Regions from separate parts of the Homo sapiens genome. Here region 2 is linked to region 1. Evidence: chromatin contacts called from ENCODE POLR2A ChIA-PET data. All regions are on one chromosome and are shown on one strand. Each heading gives the region's core, a stretch centred on a gene start or an enhancer-like site at or near the end of the contact. The rest is flanking DNA. Distances are from core to core; before and after follow the strand shown.

Evidence for each region. ChIA-PET counts read pairs that join two places held with the same protein, here RNA polymerase II (POLR2A).
Region 2: POLR2A ChIA-PET joins it to region 1 with 12 read pairs in activated CD8-positive, alpha-beta memory T cell. The contact joins the promoter of WDFY1 here to the promoter of EEF1B2 in region 1. POLR2A ChIA-PET finds 5 or more read pairs at or near these places in 2 of 52 experiments (activated CD4-positive, alpha-beta T cell and activated CD8-positive, alpha-beta memory T cell).

The regions. Positions count from the first base shown.
Region 1 is chr2:206,156,513-206,161,918 of GRCh38, forward strand. EEF1B2 (eukaryotic translation elongation factor 1 beta 2) reads left to right here and starts at 3,383. Exons shown (of 6, transcript NM_001959.4): 1 at 3,383-3,547; 2 at 4,076-4,198; 3 at 4,834-4,960. The coding sequence starts at 3,468. NDUFS1 (NADH:ubiquinone oxidoreductase core subunit S1) reads right to left here and starts at 2,932. Exons shown (of 19, transcript NM_005006.7): 1 at 2,829-2,932. It overlaps SNORD51 (small nucleolar RNA, C/D box 51), which reads left to right and starts at 5,369; the gene lies at 5,369-5,406. RefSeq lists enhancers at 2,610-3,019, 3,130-3,389 and a silencer at 3,650-3,719.
Region 2 is chr2:223,942,356-223,947,761 of GRCh38, forward strand. It overlaps WDFY1 (WD repeat and FYVE domain containing 1), which reads right to left and starts at 2,980. Exons shown (of 12, transcript NM_020830.5): 1 at 2,793-2,980. The coding sequence starts at 2,929. LOC124907989 (a long non-coding RNA gene) reads left to right here and starts at 869. Exons shown (of 2, transcript XR_007088100.1): 1 at 869-2,052. RefSeq lists enhancers at 1,792-1,911, 1,922-1,981 and a silencer at 2,552-2,731.

The DNA of each region.
Region 1 (5,406 bases), core at 2,133-4,632:
TACAGTGAGCTACAATCATGCCACTGCACTCCAGCCTGGGTGACAGAATAAGACCCTGTCTCAAAAAAAAAAGAAAAAAGGCAAATTATGTGATTAGAACGTATTAAAAAATTTCAACATTAAAGTTTCAATAGTTGCAATAGTATTATTGAATAATAGTACATATACATAGGTTTTAAGCACAAAATTCTGCATACTTATCATAGATGATGTACAACAGGAAATTTCATTCATAAATTTCATTAATTAAGAATATGTGATACTGAAATTGCAAATATCCAATCTGTTTCCTGCTAGTGAGTAATGTTGGGTAAATGAGTTTCTGGTTCTTTACTTATAGAGCAGGAGGAAAACAATACTTCCTAGACAATGAGCTATTAGTAGGGGCTCAACAAATGCCAGTTAAAGCTGAATTCAACTTAGGCAATACTGGCCACTGACAATCAGTATGTGTGTGTGTTTTGAGACAGAGTCTCACTCTGTCACCCAGGTTGTAGTGCAATGGTGTGATCTTGACTCACTGCAACCTCCGCCTCCCAAGTTCAAGCAATTCTCTTGCCTCCCAAGTAGCTGGGATTACAGGCACCTGTCATCACGCCCGGCTAATTTTTGTATTTTCAGTAGAGAAGGGGTTTCGCCATGTTGGCCAGGCTGGTCTCAAACTCCTGACCTCAGTGATCCACCCGCGTCGACCTCCCAACGTGTTGGGATTACAGACGTGAGTCACCGCGCCTGGCAGACAACCAATTTTAAAGCACTCTTTCTTTGAGCTCTTTTTCTTTAGTACCAGTACACACTGTGTAGATATTTTTGTTTTACTTACTAAACTGTAGGTTAGTAATCAATTTTAGTACCTACCAGACTGTAAGCTCCTTGAGGACAAGGAATTTGGACATTTCCCTTTTTTGAAGACCTAGCACAGGACCCTTATGAAAATAACCACCAAACAGTCTTATCACCAAGTTCTAGAACTAGAGTAGCATCTGTCCTATTAAAAACTACTGATGGCATAAATATAAACCTAAACTTACTCCATTAGAGCACTGACAGATTTGAAATCAACAATCAGTATTTCATACAATTTTAAAACTTTAATACTTTTTTATCTCCAATGCAATATAAAAATAGTACTCACTTTGGATAGGAAATCAACTAGAACTAGACTGTTGACATCCAGCAACAAAGCATAGCCCAACATAAGAAATACAGATTTGCAACACTTCGATATGTGCTTTGAACATTGATATGCCAAGTAGCAATAGAAATAATTATCTCTTTGGATGGAAAATGTTAATGACTAATCATTTCTTAAACTAGACTGGATACTTTTCCATATAGGGACTATGCTATTCCACGTTCTCCAACATGGATCCATCCATTTACTTCTTGCCTTCCAAGGTACCACCCTATCCCAATCCACCATCACTCCTTGCCTGGAGTATTTCAATAGCTTTTTTTTTTTTTTTTTTGAGACAGAGTCTCGCTCTGTCGCCCAGGCTGGAGTGCAGCGGAGCGATCTCGGCTCACTGCAAGCCCCGCCACCCGGGTTCACGCCAGCCTCCTGCCTCAGCCTCCCAAGTAGCTGGACTACAGGCGCCCGCCACCACGCCCAGCTAATTTTTTGTATTTTTAGTAGAGACAGGGTTTCACCGTGTTAGCCAGGATGGTCTCGATCTCCTGGCCTCGTGATCCGCCCGCCTCGGCCTCCCAAAGTGGTGGGATTACAGGAGTGAGCCACCGCCTCCGGCCTTCAATAGCTTAACAGGTCACCAAGCTTCCACACTATTCCCACACAGCCTCTCCCCTCTTGCCACCGGCTGTGACCTCAGACTGAAATGCTCTTCCCTGGCCCCTCCTTATCCTTCAAATCTTGGCTTAAAAGCCTTTTCTCAGTTTCATTGACCAGGCTATCTAACATTTACGATTCCCCCAGCATATCATCCATTTTATTCTTCTTTACGGACTCATTTCTGGCTCGTAGTAAATGTTCAATAACGGTTAAGTGAACTGAATCTCTAATTTCTGGTCGTTAATTTGTAGAGACCACTTTCCCGGATTTAAAAAGTGCAGGTGCTCTGGCAGCCTTAAGTCGGTGAAAACAAGAATATTCCGCAAAACAAAAATAACTTGTTTATTCATCAAAAACAGTTAACGTTACACTTCTATACCGTCAATTCGTGTGTGAACAGAGTTGTGTCTGATCCAAGACCTTACAGTTCAAGCACTGGATCCCAATAACCTGTAAACAACGTTTTGTTATTTGCAATGCAATCCTGGGCTAACTTTTCAAAAGTCGTTTTTCTCAATTTCCCGTTAGTTAAAGGAATAAAAAAATGCTGTCCAACGTGGTCAATGGACCAAACAAACAAGGACAACAAACAGAAGCGTGAGCCATTGCTAACACAACAGCGACCAAACAATCATGCACTGTATCAGGCGTGTAAAAATCTGGGGGGAAAGGCTTAGTCTTAAGGCCTAAGTCATCGGACACTGGTCCTCTCCCGGGGAATAAAACGGCCTCCTCCTCTGAGAGGGAAATGTCCTGAATTTTCCCTGCAGAGGGAAGGTCACCTGCAAGCCTACATTCGTGACAGCGTTCCCGAGGACCCCCTGATCCTCATCTTCTTTTCTGCTTCATCAGACCAGAGACCGTGGCTAAAAGCCCCCCATCTGCCGGCTCTCAGGGGCTTCCGAGGCGGCGGGGCGGGAGGCGGCGCCCAGTCAAGGACAACAGAAGACTACGTCGCGTGGGCCAAAGGAAACAGTCCCGTCAATAAATAAGCCTCTGGCCGACGCACCTCACCCTTCCCATCCATACAAGACCTCACCTTCTCCCCGGAGCCGCGGAGGCTGTTCTGCTAAACTGTCTGGACCACGACGACCCCCTAGGAGGCCGGGTCGCTTATTCAATATGGCGGCCTCGGCTAACTCTGTCAGCCGGGCCTGGAGAACGGAAAGCCCGGAGGGACTAGAATCCTTGCATTCGACAAGTTTGTCGGCAATTTCCGTCAGCCGACCAGAGGGCGGAGCTGAGGTCGGCCCAGCCCGGAGGCGGGAAGGACAACTTGGACCCGCAGTTCCGCCGGAAGTGGCCCCAGCCTCGAGGCCGGGCGTCTTCGGTCATCTCCGGCGCTTCTAGGGCTGGTTCCCGTCATCTTCGGGAGCCGTGGAGGTACGAACTTAAGACATGCCTATTTTATTAATTTACTTCCAAACGCAACGAAAGGTCCATGGACAATTTGTGGGCCATTTAATTCAGGGCCCCCAATTCGTACGTGGAGAAGTGGGAATGCAAAAGTACTTTGACCTTTAACCTTCGGTCCGGCGCGGTGGAGGGAAACGCCTCCGTCTCTATATAAGGAATTTTCCGGTCTCTTCGGGTCCTTTTTCCTCTCTTCAGCGTGGGGCGCCCACAATTTGCGCGCTCTCTTTCTGCTGCTCCCCAGCTCTCGGATACAGCCGACACCATGGGTTTCGGAGACCTGAAAAGCCCTGCCGGCCTCCAGGTGCTCAACGATTACCTGGCGGACAAGAGCTACATCGAGGGGTGAGCGGACGGGCTGAGTCGGGGTGGCGGGGAGGTTTCTCCGCCCGGGGCCGGGGCCACGTGGCGCAGCGTGTCGGCTGCCGCGGGAGGGAGGGAGGCCGGGCCCGGGGCCCTTTCGAGAGGGAGGGGAAAGCGCCCCGTTGCCGTCTCCCAAGGCCCTCGTGTGGGGCGAGCCCGGCCTCCGGGGAGCGGTTCACGAGCAAGGAAAGGTTAAAATGTGCTTTATTTACACTTAATTCAGCCAGGTGTTTCCGCATCGCTGCCCAGTTAATACATGTTAAGCTGTAGATAGAGCAACGCCAGACATTGCAGTATTTGAGGTCTACTTAGTGGCAGACATTTCTCAGGATAGCGCGGTGACCCAAACATATGGTTTGATTTGAAGGAGCTAATAAGAAAAGAAAAGCATTAAAGCAACCCTGCTGGGGTTAGTGCCCACTAATTAATGTGATGCATACGGTATTTATTATTTATTCGCTGGCGTTTGTTTTTCAAAGGTGTGTGTGAATGTTTCTGTGTCCTTGGCAGGTATGTGCCATCACAAGCAGATGTGGCAGTATTTGAAGCCGTGTCCAGCCCACCGCCTGCCGACTTGTGTCATGCCCTACGTTGGTATAATCACATCAAGTCTTACGAAAAGGAAAAGGCCAGGTAAAATCATCTTTGTATAGAGCTGAAGAATAAGACTGCTCTCGAAGTTTATCAGGATGTTCACATGACAAAACTGGACCCAGGCTACTTTAGTTTTGTTGGGATATTGTAAGCTAAATTTTTCTGTAACCTTAGAAGGCCAAGAGACTGAAGCCCTCCATTTTTTCACAGAACAGGTAGAACATGGACAGCAGCAATTCAACTTTTCCCCACACTGCCCTGCCAATGTGCCTCGACCTTGACCTGGGGGGCCCACCTCTGGGGTGAGAGGGTGGCTCATTCATTCAGTCCTTGGCCATTCTTCTGAAACTGCCAACAAGGGTGGAAGTTTGGGGAAGTGGACTCCAGTTCACTAAGAATGGAACTGAGCATACTTAATGAAATCTCAAACAGAAATGTTCATACTGAAAGAGTAAATCATAGTGAGTATTGAAAATAATGTCTCACATGGTACTAATGCTTGTCGGGTGAGGAGTTGAACATATGACAGTGTTTACCTGGGCGCATGTGAAAGGGTAAATTATGATTGCAAAAGGGATCTAGTGATAAGTAGTGATTAAAACAAGTTATTTTGTATTTTCTGGAAAAGGATGTTATACTAGCTCAATAGTGGTTGAATTTAAATGTTTTTCAAGCCTGCCAGGAGTGAAGAAAGCTTTGGGCAAATATGGTCCTGCCGATGTGGAAGACACTACAGGAAGTGGAGCTACAGATAGTAAAGATGATGATGACATTGACCTCTTTGGATCTGATGATGAGGAGGTATGGCGTCTTCTATAAAGAACATATCGGCCAGGCGCAGTGGCTCATGCCTGTAATCCCAGCATGTTGGGAGGCTGAGGCGGGTGGATCACGAGGTCAGGAGTTGAAGACCAGCCTGGCCAAGATGGTGAAACCCTGTCTGTACTAAAAATACAAAAAAATGTGGCAGGCATCTGTAATCCCAGCTACTCAGGCGGCTAAGGCAGAGAATTGCTTGAACCTAGGAAGCGGAGGTTGCAGTGAGCCAAGATCGTGCCACTGCATCCAGCCTGGGCGACAGAGCGAGACTCCGTCCCAAAAAAAAAAAAAAAGAATACATCGATCAGCAATTGTATCAATGTGGTTAAGCCAAATTGCCTGGATTTGAATCCTGGCTTTAATTTATATGCCTTTTTCAAATTCTGACTGGTTGCATGATGAATAAAATCAAATCACCATCTTTCGGC
Region 2 (5,406 bases), core at 1,730-4,229, about 18 Mb after region 1:
ACTACAGGCGCCTGCCACCACACCTGGCTAATTTTTGAATTTTTAGTAGAGACTGGGTTTCGCCGTGTTAGCCAGGATGGTCTCGACCTCCTGACCTTGTTATCCACCCGCCTCGGCCTCCCAAAGTGCTGGGATTACAGGCATGAGCCACTGCGCCTGGCCAAAGGCTAACTTTTTTTTTTTTTTTTTTTGAGACGGAGTCTCGCTCTGTCGCCCAGGCCGGACTGCGGACTGCAGTGGCGCAATCTCGGCTCACTGCAAGCTCCGCTTCCCGGGTTCACGCCATTCTCCTGCCTCAGCCTCCCCAGTAGCTGGGACTACAGGCGCCCGCCACCGCGCCCGGCTAATTTTTTGTATTTTTAGTAGAGACGGGGTTTCACCTTGTTAGCCAGGATGGTCTCGATCTCCTGACCTCATGATCCACCCGCCTCGGCCTCCCAAAGTGCTGGGATTACAGGCGTGAGCCACCGCGCCCGGCCCAAAGGCTAACTTTTAAAGAGTGTTGTCTGCATCTACGTTCACATCATGCAAGAGTCATTATTCTGGCCGGACACCAGTGGATCATGCTTGTAATCCCAACACTTCGGGAGGCCAAGGCGGGTGGATCACGAGGTCAGGAGATCGAGACCATCCTGACCAACATGGTGAAACCCTGTCTCTACTAAAAATAGAAAAATTAGCTGGGCGTGGTGGCAGGCGCCTATAGTCCCAGCTACTCAGGAGGTTGAGGCAGGAGAATCGCTTGAACCTGGGAGGCGGAGGTTGCAGTGAGCCAAGATGATGCCACTGCACTCCATCCAGCCTGGGTGACAGAGCAAGCCTCCATCTTAAAAAAAAAAAAAAAAAGTCATTATTCTGTCCTTGCCTTTTTCAGGTCCCCACCTTCTCCCCAGGTCTCATGCACTCGATCTCTCTCACTCCTTTCTGCTTTACAGACCCACAGCCAGGTCCTGCCAATCACTCCCCTCCTTGTTGGAAGTCAGCTACAGGTGAACCAGCAGGGAGAGGCCACTGCCTGCTCACAATCAGCTCATTATCTAATTGAGGAAAAAGGCACAAGCTCACTCAAAAGCAAAATCCAAAGGACCAACAGGAGTTGGGGGCTTCAGGCTTTTTCTTCCCATTCAGGATAGGGTCAATGTCACTTCAAAAGGTATAATTACAAAAGGCTAGAGACCACGCCTTCAGCTTTAAGAGAATAGCAGTACCTTCCATCCTCCAGAAAGCTTTTGGACTTGTGGACTATCCCTATTTAAGACGGCTCATTGCATCAAGGAAACACAGTTTCATTCAATAAACATCAGTCATTTCCTTCAAATTCCCACCGGAAAGCTACTGACATTGTAAACCTTTAGGATTTGAAAGACGCTAAAGTTTAAAGTCGAATCATAAATACTGTTCCAATCCAATCACTCAGGCCCAGAGCTGGTGGGAGTTCTGGATTGCATTTCCGGCTTCACCAGTATCTCTGTAACTTAGCAGCAAGCTACACCTCCACCAGCCTCGGCTTCCTCTTAGGAGAAATGAGAAAACTGGACCCAATCAGTGTTTCCCAAAAGCATGGTGGGCGTCCAATGCAAGATGTCACAGTGCAAGAGAGGACTCTGTGTGCATGCCAATTAACATGTTTTAGTTATTAGTTTACTCTGTCTGGTGAGTAATGTTAGTTTTCCTAATAAATAAGATTTCCTTTTAAAATAAATGCATCCAAATATTTTTAAAAATGAGTCACTTTCACAAAAACCTATTTAGTAAATAAGAGTTCAGGTGATTCTAGCAGCCGTGGCAAAAATAACTGATCTAGAGGCCTGGCGTGGCGTGAAATCCCTGAGTACAGGGGGAGGAAGAGAGCGAAGGCGGCTGGAGTTCCTCGCAAAGAAGCAAGCCCCGGGCACCAGGGTCCGCAGTGACCAGCCGCCGGTCCTCCACGCTTCCAGAGGAGACGATTTGGAACTGACCCGGGAGGGCCAAGAAACACCTTCCGAGTACCAGGCTAAACCCCGCCAGGGAGAGAGACCGGGACGAAGGTCCCAGGCTAGTGCGACACCGCAGGTCGGGGTTCCCTGGTTGGAGGAGCGCGGTGGGCTGGGAGGGGCGCGTTGGTGCGCACTGGAACAGGGGTCCCCGGCTTGAGCAGCGCGGTGAGACAGAGTTCCCGCGCTGGAGGGGCGCGGTGAGACAGAGGTCCTGGGCTGGAGAGGTGCGTTGGGGCGCACTGGAACCGGGGTCCCGGGCTTGAGTGGCGCGGTGGGACAGAGTTCCCGGGCTGGAGGGGCGCAGTGGGACAGAAGATCCGGGCTAGAGGGGCGCGGTGGGACGGAGCTCCCGGGATGGACGGGCGCAGTGGGACAAGGGTCCCGGACTGGAGGGGCGCGTTGGGGAGCATTGGAACAGGGGTCCTGAGCAGGAGGGGCGAGGTGGGCTGGGAGGGGCGCGGTAGGGCGCACTGGAACAGGGGTCCTGGGCTGGAAAGACACGTTGGAACAAGGGTCCCGGGCTTGGGCGGCGCGGTGAGACGGAGTTCCCGGGCTGGAGGGGCGCGGTGGGACAGGGGATCCGGGCTGGAGGGGCGCGGCGAGACCGGGGTCCCAGGCTGGAAAGGTGCAAGTCGAGGCTGGAGGACCGGCGGGAGGGAACCGGGAACCCGGCGGAGCTAAGGGGCGCAGAGTGGGGGTGGGGCCGTGCTGCCGGGGGAGCCCCCTCACGCAGGAAGGACCGGGGCCGCGGACCCCACCGCCCCCACACCCCGTCGTCGCGGAGTTCGGGCCGCCCCGGCTGCGCCCGGGCCCTACCTGTCCTCGCTGGCCGTGATCACGCCGTCCTCCTTGGGGATGAGCAGCGCGGCCGTGACGGCGTCCTGGTGCCCCTCGATCTTGCTCAGCAGCACCGGGCGGCTGCTCTGCGGCCTGGAGTGGATTTCGGCCGCCATGTTCGCGCGGCGACTGCTGCGGCCTCCTCGGCAGGCAGCCCATCAGCTGACGCCTGGGCGGGCGGGGGACGCGCCGGTTTCCCTTCGGCTGCTGGGGCCTCTTGGGCGCCGCGCCGCCGTAAGCCCCCGAGTGCTGCCGCCGCACCGCCCGTATTGCCTGGGGATGCCGCGCAAGCTGAAAGTCTGTGGCTGGGAGAGGATGCCACGGGGCGCCTGCGGAGAAATGGGGAAAGTAAGGAAGGTTTAAAAGTAAAGCCATTCACCCAGGAATAAATTGAGCACCTGGAGGGGACAAGGAATTGTCCCCCAAACCAGAGATTTCAGAAATTACAATACTACATTTCATCCATTTGAAGAAGCCATTGTTTGAAAGGCACACACTTTCAGAAATGTTAAAATGTGAAAAAATATAGTGCATCTTAGAATCTTTGAACTACAATAGATAGCACTGAGTGGTGACCATATACCAGGCATTAACTCAGTGTCTTTGCATCTCATTTAATACTGATAATTTTAAGAGATGAAATAGATGCTCTTGTATTCCCATTTTAGAGATGAGAAAACAACCAGAGAAGTTTGATCACTACCTTAAGGTTGCACAGCTATGAGAGGGAGAAAAGCAGCCCTTGATCTCCAGGAGCTGCCTGGTACTATCAGCTGAGCTTTGGTGTTGCTAGGAAGTGTTTGCTTCCTGTGGAACATAAACATCAGACGAGGCCACTCCATAATCACATCTAAACACGGCCAAAATATGAGCGATGTACAAGCCACAGAAATTACCAAACATCCCCCTATCCTGGCTAATATGAGTGACTCTTATTTCTTTATTAATTATAATGTTAACCGCTATCTAGTCTTCCTCCATTTAGATAAGATTTATTAAGATATGCAACCTTAGAATTATACGCATTTCCTGACAACATCCAGTCCACAGGAGAGCCTCTCTTCCTTAAGCTCTCCCAGGTCACCTAACACAAACACAAATCCTATAATAAAACTGTCCGAACATCCCTTTACCCAGACACCTCACCATTCCCAATGGTGTGTCTTCTCCCTCCAACAAGCAATCAACCCCATTTGTTCCTGGTGGTTTTTGGCTAGAGGTCATTGACAACCAGTAAGTTCAAGAGCCAAAATTTGGACTCAGGAAGTCAATGACTCCAAACTTCTGCCCCACTATATTATTCTGACACCTGAATTGCAGAATTGCATTAGAACCGTACTATCCACATGACTATAGAGCACTTGAAATGTGGCTTGTCCAAACTGAGATGTAGTACAAGTGCAAAATACTACAAGATTTTATAGACTTAGCACAAAACAAAAAAGATGTAATATAGTTCATCAATAATTGTTACAATGATTACATGTTGAAATGATACTATTTTGGATATATTGAGTTAGATACTATTAAAATTAATATGACCTGCTTATTTTTTTAAGGTAGCTAATAAAAACTTTAAATTATGGATGTGAATCAGATGGTACTTCTATGTACAGTGATTTACTAGAACTTTCTTTTTGTTTTTGTTTTGTTTTGTTTTAGTTTTTTGAGACGAACTCACTCCGTCACCCAGGCTGGAGTGCAGTGGTGCGATCTCGGTTTACGGCAACCTCCGCCTCCCAGGTTAAAGGGATTCACCTGTCTCAGCTTCCCGAGTAGCTGGGATTACAAGCACCTACCACCATGCCTGGCTAATTTTGTATTTTTACTAGAGACAGGGTTTCACCATGTTGACCAGGCTGGTCTCAAACTTCTGCCCTCAAATCATCTGCCCACCTCAGCCTCCCAAAATGCTGGGATTACGGGCAGGAGCCACCATTGTACTAATACTTTCTCATGATGAAGTTATTAACAAACATTCATGAATTTATTTATTCCTATATTCAACAGACATATATCGCACACTTACTATATGCTGTTGCTGATGAGATTAATAAGACATGGTTTTTGTGAGGCTGTACAGTGTAATGACTAGACACGCTACTGAACAACTTTGTTTAATCAACCAACATCTCCCAAGTGCCTGCTGTGAGCCAGGTGCCATTCTAAATGCAGCAGTGCTCAAGAGAGACAAAAATCCCTCTGCTGTTAGAACTTACATCCCAGTGAAGGAAACAGATAGTAAACTAAATTATATAATATATTAGAAGATGTTCAATGCTATTAAATGCTATGGAGAAAATAAAGCAGGGAAGGGTGATAGGGACTCTAGGGGATGTTGCGATTTTAAATAGATGGTGTGATAGATTCAGGAATACACTGCACAGATCTGCTTTCAGGGAAGAACAGTGGTCAGCAGAGAGCCTCTAGCCTTCAGCTCCTTCAGGGACTGCCCCAGCTGCTGAGAACCACTGGGTCTCAGTTGTTCCCTTCACAGGGAAGCCCACATTCAGTAACTGAACAAGATAGGAGGATAAAGGCCTGACCATCAAGACAGACCGATGAGCAACACTTGCTCTAGAACTCTCTCCTA